Regions from separate parts of the Homo sapiens genome. Here region 1 is linked to region 2. A link is a loop called in an ENCODE intact Hi-C map of the cell type or tissue named here. Cell type or tissue: B cell. All regions are shown on one strand. Region 1 holds the start of LOC124901764 (a long non-coding RNA gene). Region 2 has its middle 33 kb from the start of OR6V1.

Region 1 (5,000 bases), 120 kb after region 2:
AACTTGCTAATTCTATTATGCGACTCTCTGGCAAAGCTTATCAAAGCTTCAAATTAATTAAGCAGTGGCAGCTCCCAATTTCCTTTTCTTACTGGCAAAAATTTGTTTCACAGAAAATGTTTAGAAAGCTTAAGTTGGTAACAGCTGATTGTTGACCTGGAAATAAGAGGTCTTCATCAATATGTTAAGCGGTCAGGATACTTAAAGAAAAACATCTATGGAGACTTCTTAGCATGCACTCTAGGCAAATACTTGCTGTCCTTCACCATTATTTCAGGATTTTTTTTTCCTAAAAGCATAAGAACAAACACATAAATGATAAAAGCAGAATTTAGGCCAACTCTAGCTTGCCTGCCAAGTAGGTAAGATGCGGTGGCAGAATACTGGCTACACTTGTGCCTGTATCACCATGGAGACCCTACTCTGACCATCAAATAATGGGATTCTAATGAGGAATGCTGCTGAACAACAAGCATGGCTGAGCACAAAGACAGAGCTGCTGGCATTGGAACATGGGAGTGAGCAAGAAAGGGGCAGCCCAAGGGAGAAGAAAAGGTGACACTGAACGTAGGTGTCGTGATGAGAAGAAAATAGGTTGCAGGTGGTGACTGCCTGGAGACCAGCCCAAATCACCTTCCACCTTTACGTGGAATCCAGGCTCAAAGCAGGAGGGACAAACTTGAGTGGGATAAATGTGACATGAAATGAGTCAGTTTGCCCAGAATATGTTTTTACCTATGAGGTGGATTGCATGGGATGGGGGAGGGGGGCTTGTAGGCAGGAGGGGCTGGGTCATGGAAATTAAATGAATTACTTTCCTAATGTGCATTGTTGTTTTTTTTTTTTTTTACACAATTGGTTCACAAAATAAAAAATTAATCCTTACTTTATGTATGAGCTCATCTGGGATTTTGAAATAGCCTCCTGATGCACATCTGTACTTAGACCAATTCTAAATCCTGGACTAGAATTTTGAGTAAAATCATCTCCAGGCAAGAGCCAGGACCAGTGAGAGCTGAGAGGCTCAAGAAGTGATGAGAATAGATTAGATGAACCCTCACTGCTGATATCAGAATTAGAAATGAATTATAACAAGGCTGAGTTTCAAAGAGAAATGCCCAGGATGGGGTCAGGATGCACCTTTCTCTCTCTCCATACAAGCTCTCCCTGAGGGGTCTCCTCTATTCTAAGTGCTCAGGTCCCCTCACAAGCCAATGGCTTCCAAACTTGTGTTTATCTCATCTCTTGCTCTTGATCTCCAGGCCTCTCTACCCACCAACAATCCCTTCTCCTATATATATATTTTTGGGCCCAAATTTTTGCTAAGTGAATTGTTCTGGCTCTAACTATCCTCTCCTTTGCAAATGAGAGGTCTTTCATTCTAAGAATTATCATGGGCCGGCATTTGTAGCTGACATTGAAAATAAACCTCCCCCCTCCCCAGAACTGCCTATAAGATGTGATTTTCTGAAAACCTGCAGGCCTTGGGAATGCAAATCAGAGAAAGATCCAATTGTCACCAACACTTACCAGGGAACACTGCCATTTGCATCTGCACTCCAGATCCCCGGTGGCTGCAAATATATCAGTGGCTCATTCAAACCAGAGCCCAGGCACAGATTGAAAGCTTGAGTGGAGGTGGATTTGGAAAGAGGAATGAAAAGGACACAGCTCTGGAAACTGGGGGGAATGAGCCCGTGTCACTGCCAAGATGGAAGGGTAGGCAGTGCATTCCCACATGTCTGACCCTAAGATTTCAAATTTCATTAGTAGCATCTCCTTTAGCTCAACCTAACTACAAGGAGAACGAGAAATACAAGGAAGTCCCTGCCATGTTTGGGGAGCATTTTTATCTCTGCCCCAGCATCTCCCATTTTCTGCTGAACTAAAAACCTTTCTCTTTCTCAAGATATGTGGAAAAGGAAAAGGAGAAATAAGGAATATCTCTTACTTTAGTCCTTCATTTTTCTAGCTTCCCAACTCTCCAACTCAGACTCTCGCTCTGACCCCCAAGTCAAATATGGCAGGTAGCACTGCCTTCTTTAGGGGTCTTCCAGATTATGCTACCACCACCACCACCACCACCACTCCACTTTTCAGAAACATGTGGGTTTCCACTTGTCAAAAATAAAACAACCCTCTTGATCATTATAGACTTGGGGTCTTGGCTAGAGAACAAATGAAAACAGAATTAAGAACAAAGAGGCGGGGCATGGTGGCTCAAGCCTGTAATCCCAGCACTTTTGGAGGCTGAAGCAGGTGGATCACGAGGTCAGGAGTTCGAGACCAGCCTGGCCAACATGGTGAAACCCCATCTCTACTGAAAATACAAAAATTAGCCAGGCGTGGTAATACTACTACTAATAATAATACTAATAATAACAAAGAAAAGCAAATAGTTAAGTATTTAAACATTTTGAATTCCATAAATATTGATCAAGGCCCAGTATATACCTAGACTCTTTACATTTAATATTCACTATACCCATCCAAGTTCCGGGCACCTTATAATGCACACATTTGCAAGCCACAGCCCAGCACAAAGGGCACTCCCTAAATGAGAGCAACCACAATCCCTCCTGAGAATCGCACGATGTAGAGATCCACCCTCTCTCCCTTTGAAAAAATACGACCATGGAACATAAGGCTGATCGCATCAAATATAGGAACAGAGGAGGGAGGACTCGCTGCTGGAGGGAGATAAAGCAAGTAGTCCCAATGCAGACAGTAAATGAAGGTGGCACAGGGTTCTCTGGCGTTTGTTGTATTGATGCGCCCAGCGAAAGGAAATTTGGCAGCTCTTTAGAGGTAATCTGCCTTACAAGGGACCGTGAGCTGACTGGCAAGCAACAGAGTTGCTATGCCATCATCATGGTCACATTTGTTACCCTCACTTGCGGAGGAAGAACAGTCACATTCCTCCCCACCGCAAACGTCCAAAGAGATCTGGCACCAAAGAAGACTTCCTGCTTTCCTGCCACAGCCCAAAGCCTCAGAGTCCCCCACAGATTTCACTTCCTCCATAACCTCAGATGCCATTGCTTGTAGTAAATCCATGTGATAGTGCACAGAAGCACACACACATACAGGGAGGTCTTCATTTCTTTCCTCCCTCTTTCCTTCCCTCATTCCTTCTCTTCCTTACCTCCTTCCTTTCTTTCCACTTTTCTCTCTTCCAACTTCCTTCCCTCAACCAATTTATTTATTGGTAGCCTAACACATGGACAGGCATATCTCTTTAATTTAGAAGATAAGACTTTACTACATGCAATTTAAAAGTAAAATGCACCTGTCCCCAAATAAACAGGGACAAATACATGGAGAGAGACAGAATTCAGCTTCAGTTGCATACTTCTGCCCACCACCTGAGCAAAACATACAGCTACACAGGTTCTTTCCTTTGTCAGATAATTCTAGCAACTTTTTGGCATGAAGATAGCATGCACCCACAGAGCTAAGTATATAAATGCTGTCTTACTTCCAATATCTGCAGTGAACCTGGAGTAGAGCTTTCACAATTCAATCCTATTTAGGACCTAGAGACAGGTTAATTCTGTTTAACTCTTATCACTCTTCCCTCCCTCCCACCCACCATGTCAGTCTCTTATGTGGCTCTTCTCTCTGGACCTGAAGCTCTGTTGAGGATTGAGCCCAGTTCTCCAGCTTTGCATTTCCCTCAGGCCCTATACTAATGTGGGAGGCACAAAATACCTATGTCTTATTGCATTATCTTCATGACCTGCTGCACTTTATCCTGAATATTCCATTCCATTCAAACAGATATTCCAACATCTTGTTCCCTTCATGTAACACACAACCATTTTTGGTGCTCCATAATCTTCTATCTCCCCAATGCCGTCCCCCCCGCAAAGAAAGAAAAAACAAAAACAAGCAAAAGACCCAAATCACTGTATCTCTTTTTATGGAAAAATTACAACCAGAATATATTTGCCACTTTTTAATTGATGACCTAAACAGGTAAACTCTGTAAAATATTTGCAGAGATTTATTCCGAGCCAAGTATGAGTGACCGTGGCCCATGACACAGCCCTCAGGAGATCCTGAGAACATATGCCCAAAGTGGACAGGCTACAACTTTGTTTTATACAGTTAGGGAGGCAAAAGACATCAATCACTAAAACTTAAAGTGTAATAAAAAAAAAAAAAGAAAAAAAAAAGACATCAATCAATATAAGATGTATATTGGCTCAGTCCAGAAAGGTGGGACAACTGGAAGGGGGTGCTTTCAGGTCATAGGCAAATTCAAAAATTTTCTGATGGACAATAGGTTGAGTTATTATCTACAGGCCTGGAATCAATAGAAAGAAATGTCTAGGTTACAATATGGGGTTGTGGAGACCAAGGTTTTATCATGCAGGTAAGCCTCCAGGTAGCAGGCTTCAGAGAGAATAGATTGTAAATGTTTCCTATCAGATGGAGAGTCTATTAGTCTTAAGGTCTGTGTTGATGTTAATACTGGTCAGTTGGGCCTGAATTCCAAAAGGAAGGAGGATGTAATGAGGCATGTCCGACTCCCCCTTTCTATCATGGCCTGAATGCGTTTTTCAGGTTAACTTCACAATGCTCTTGGCCAAGAGAAGGGGTCCATTCAGATGTTGGGGGGCCTGGAATTTTATTTTTGGTTTACAGAATTCTTAAAATGGTCTTCAAAATTATATATAAATAGGGCCGGGCACGGTGGCTCATGCCTGAAATCCCAGCACTTGGGGAGGCTGAGAAAGGCAGATCACTTGAGCTTAGGAGTTTGAGACTAGCCTGGACAACATGGCAAAACCTTGTCTCTACAAAAATTAGCCGGGCATGGTGGTGCCTGTGGTCCCAGCTACTCGGGAGGCTGAGGTGGGAGGATCACTTGAGCCCAGGAGGCGGAGGTTGCAGCGAGCTGTGATCACGCCACTGCACTCCAGCCTGGGTGAGAGAGCTAGAACCTGTCTCAAAAAAAAAAAGTATATATATATATATATATATATATATATACA
Region 2 (5,000 bases):
AGACATTGGCTTAGGCAAGGGTTTCATGACCAAGAACCCAAAAGCAAATGCAACATAAACAGAGATAAATAGGTAGGACTTAATTAAACTAAAGAGTTTCATGTTTATAGCAGCACAATTCGCACAATTCGCAATTGCAAAAGTATGGAACCGGTCCAAATGCCTATCAATCAATGAGTGGATAAAGAAATTGTGGTGTATATATATATATATATATATATATATATATATATATATATGTGTGTGTGTGTGTGTATATATAATTGTGGTATATATATATAATATGTATATAATTGTGGTATATATATATATATATATATATATATATATATATATAAATACTATTCAGCCATAAAAGGAATGAATTAATGGCATTGCAGCAACCTGGATGGAAGTGAAGACTATTATTCTAAGTGAAGTAATTTAGGAATGGAAAACCAAACATCATATGTTCTCCTAAGTGGGAGCTAAGCTGAGGATGCAAAGGCTTAAGAATGATACAGTGAATAAAATTTTTATGATAATGATGATATAGTCGCTGACTACTCTTTTAATTAAAATAGTAATAATCTGGAGAGAGATGAAGAGGACAAGTGGAGCCCAAGAGAGTCAGATCCACAGCTATTATAACATAAAGTGAATAGAAAACATCTATAATTGATAAATCAATTAACAGAAGTATAAGCTCTTCATTAAGAGGTGTGGAAATAATTATGAGGGAAGACAAAAGTGGTGTTCTCTGTGAAATAGGAACTATATATGTGAGACAGAGAAGGATGTGGGCTACTGTTTTTTAGTACAGGCCTTTCAGTACTGTTTGCTCACGGCAACCTCCACTTCCCAGGTTCAAGAGATTCTCCTGCCTCAGCCTCCTGAGTAGCTGGGATTACAGGCGCATGCCACCTAGCCCAGCTAATTTTTGTATTTTTAGTAGAGATGGGGTTTCACCATGTTGGTCAGATTGGTCTCAAATTCCTGACCTCAGGTGATCCGCCTGCCTCGGACTCCCAAAGTGCTGGGATTAGAGGTGTAAGCCACTGCACCCGGCCTATCAAGGGCATTTTAATAAGCATCAGTAACTGAGCTACCCATATTGAACTTGGGCAACTTATCCAATCTTTAGTTTCTAAGCACAGAGCCCGAGGTCAAGGAAAGGCAAGTACAGTAATTATATTTGACTCCTACAAACAATAGAGCTTAAAACAATAGTCCACAGTCAAATAACCACATCCAAAGACTGCCTGTTACTCACTTAGTATATTGGTCTGAGAAACCTGGTTTTACCTCATTTCAAACAGGAAACTGTTACAGAGCTCAGATGGAATGTCCAGCAGCACATCATGGTATTGATTGTTGCACTGTAAGTGATCTGGGCTTGAGCCCAAATTAACTTCTTACAATATGGCTCCAATTTACCCTCCCAACATTTATCTCCCAACATTTTCATTCAGAAATCCTTTGTTCTAGCTACCCTATCTTTTCACTATATTCTATTTGCACTCTCATTTCTCTGTTTTCACAATGCTTGATCACATCTTTAGCCATTTTCCCACCTAGATCTTTTCTGTTCTCTCCATTTTTCTGACTGCTGCCCATCTTTCAATACTGAACAAATCAGCTTCTTAGTGCATATCTGTGATATGCAAAACACTGTTAGGTGCTTCAAGAGTTAGTCTTCTAAGAGCTTTATGTTTTATTAGAACATGACACAAGTAGGCAAATAACTATAATGCAAGATAAAGTGAAAAAGATTCTATAAGAAAGGTTTACTCAAAATACTGAGGGTTCAAAATGTGTATTATAACATTAATTAGGAAGAATTAGAAAATAGTGCATGTAGAGAGAATTATATGAAATGCACCTCAAGGAAAGCATTTGCCTTTGACAGCTGGAAACACGCACTGTAGAAAGGCATTATTTGGGGTTGAAAGTATGAACAAAGCTCTATCAGCAGAGCATCTTTAAGCCTCAATGAAAAGCCCACTGTGGCTAGGAGGTATAGTACATAAATAGGAAAGCAATAGGAGATGAGTCTGTAATTTCAAGTTGTCATGGTAGAAGGCCCTGAATCCCAGGTTGAGGAATTTTTACTCACTTCAATAGGCAGGAGAAGAACATAAAGATTTTTTTTGAGGGAAGTGGTCCAATCAGAGTAACACTTTAGAAAGATTAATTTAACAGAAGTTTTTAAGATTATTTGAACTGAATGAAAGAAAAGGTACAAACTGCAGTTAGGAAGCTATTCTAGTAGTGTCAGTGACAAGTTTTGCAGGTGGCCAAGAAGGAAGTGAAAGAAAACTGAATAGGGAAGGAAGGAAGACTGCAAGGGACTTGGTGCTGATTGATCCGTGTCTCCATCTCTCTTGCACTATGCAAAGAAAAGGACTCTAGTTTGCATACCTAGTAGACTGGGGAAATGCTGGTAGCAAAAGAGAAGAGATTGAGTAGAATATGTTTTGAATACACTGAGTTAAAGTGTTAAAGAATGGTGCTAAGAGTAAAGTTCATAGCCCTAAATGCCTACACCAAAAAGACTGAAAGAGCACAAATTGATATTCTAAGGTCACACCTTGGCCAGGCATGGTGGCTCATGCCTGTAATCCCAGCACTTTGGGATGCCGAGGTGGGAGGATCATGAGGTCAGGGGATTGAGACCATCCTGGCTAATATGGTGAAACCCCATCTCTACTAAAAATACAAAAAATTAGCCAGGCATGGTGGCACACGCCTGTAGTCCCAGCTACTCGGGAGGCTAAGGCAGGAGAATTGCTTGAGCCCAGGAGGCAGAGGTTGCAGTGAGCCAAGATTGATTGCACTCCAGCCTGGGCAACAGAGCGAGACTCAATCTCAAAAAAAAAAAAAAAAAAAAAAAAGATAAGGTCACATCTCAAGGAACTAGAGAAAGAAGAAAAAACCAAACCCAAACCCTGCAGAAGAAAGGAAATAACCAAGAACAGAGAAGAAGTAAATGAAATTGAAACAAAAATACAATACAAAAAGTAAATGAAACAAAAAGCTGGTTCTTTGAAAAGATAAATAAAATTGATAGACCATTAGCAAGATTAACCAAGAAAAGAAGAAAGAAAATCCAAATAACCTCATTCAGAAACAAAACAGGAGATACTACAACAGACACCATTGAAATACAAAAGACCAACCAAGGCTACTATGAACACCTTTATGCACATAAACTAGTAAACCTTGAAGAAATTGATACATTCCTGGAAAAATACAACCCTCTGAGCTTAAATAAGGAAGAATTAGATATGCTGAACAGACCAATAACAAGCAGTGAGATTGAAATGCTAATTTTAAAATTACCAACAAAAAGTCTAGGACCAGATGGATTCACAGCAGAATTCTACCAAACATTCAAAGAAGAATTGTTACCAATCTTTTTGAAGCTATTTCACAAGACAGAGAACGAAGAAACCATCCCTAATTCATTCTATGAAGTTAGCATCACCCTAATACCAAAACTCATGAAAGGACATAAGCAAAAAAGAAAACTACAGACTGATATCCTTGATGAACATAGATGCTAAAATCCTTAACAAAATACTAGCTAACTGAATCTAACAGCATATCAAAAAGATAATCCACCATGATCAAGTGGGTTTCATACCTGGGATGCAGGGACAGTTTAACATATGCAAGTCAATAAATGTGGTACACCACATAAACATAATTAAAAACAAAAATCACATGATCATCTCAATAGATGAAAAAAAAAGCATTTGATGAAATCCAGCATCACTTTATGATTAAAACTCTCAGCAAAATCAGCATACAAGGGACATACTTCAATGTAATAAAAGCCACCTATGACAAACCCACAGGCAACATAATACTGAATAGGGAGAAGTTGAAAGCATTCCCTCTGAGAACTGAGACAAGACAAGGATGCCCATTCTCACCACTCCTTTTCAAGATAGTACTGGAAGTCCTAGCCAGAGCAATTAGACAAGAGAAAAAAAGAAAGGGCATCCAAATCGGTAAAGAGGAAGTCAAACTGTCACTGTTTGCTGACAATATAATCGTTTACCCTGAAAACCTTAAAGACTCTTCCAGAAAGCTCCTAGAACTGATAAAAAGAATTGAGCGAAGTTTCCAGATACAAGACTAATGTGCACAAATCAGTAGCTCTTCTATACAAAAACAGTGACAAAGCAGAGAATCAAATCAAGAACTCAACCCCTTTTACAGTAGCTGCAAAAAATAAAATAGTTAGGAATATACATAACCAAGGAGTTGAAAGAACTCTACAAGGAAAACTACTAAACACTGCTGAAAGAAATCACAGACAACACAAACAAATGGAAACACATCTCATGCTCATGCATCGGTAGAATCAATATTGTGAAAATGACCATACTGCCAAAAGCAATCTACAAATTCAATGCAATCCCCATCAAAATACCACCACCATTCTTTACAGAATTAGAAAAAACAATTCTAAAATTCATATAGAACCAAAAAAGAGCCCACATAGCCAAGACAAGACTAAGCATAAAGAACAAATCTGGAGGCATCACACTACCTGATTTCAAACTATACTATAAGGCCATAGTCACCAAAACAGTGTGGTACTGGTATAAAAATAGGCAAATAGGGCAATGGAACAGAATAGACAACCCAGAAATAAACCCAAATACTTACGCCCAACTGATCTTTGACAAAACAAACAAAAATATAACATAGAGAAAGGACACCCTTTTCAACAAATGGTGCTGGGATAATTGGCTAGCCATTTGTAGGAGAATGAAAATGGATCTTCCTCTCTCACCTTATACAAAAATCAACTCAAGATGGATCAAGGACTTAAATCTAAGAGCTGAAACTATAAAAATTCTAGAAGATAACATTGGAGAGAACCCTTCTAGACGTTGGCTTAGGCAAAGATTTCATGACCAAGAACCCAAAAGCAAACACAATAAAAATAAAGATAAATAATTGGGACTTAATTAAACTAAAGAGCTTTTGCACTGCAAAAGGAACAG

Evidence for each region. Hi-C counts contacts between places; a loop is a spot of excess contacts. Peaks named below come from ENCODE experiments on the same cell type or tissue, not always from the same donor. Only the 100,000 strongest peaks of a DNase experiment are listed, where the experiment ranks them.
Region 1: a loop joins it to region 2, with 3 times the contacts of the local background. A loop is called at or near these places in 1 of 110 quality-filtered maps.

Annotation. Positions count from the first base shown.
Region 1 is chr7:143,203,185-143,208,184 of GRCh38, forward strand. LOC124901764 (a long non-coding RNA gene) reads right to left here and starts at 3,530. Exons shown (of 2, transcript XR_007060567.1): 1 at 1-3,530. In B cell, no CTCF peak of the experiment used is centred here; a DNase peak (open chromatin) is centred at 2,937; H3K4me3 peaks cover 559 bases; H3K27ac peaks cover 755 bases.
Region 2 is chr7:143,082,966-143,087,965 of GRCh38, forward strand. No RefSeq gene overlaps it. Among named protein-coding and RNA genes, the nearest start is that of OR6V1, 33 kb to the left of the region's middle. In B cell, no CTCF peak of the experiment used is centred here; DNase peaks (open chromatin) are centred at 2,356 and 2,876; H3K4me3 peaks cover 1,927 bases; H3K27ac peaks cover 1,614 bases.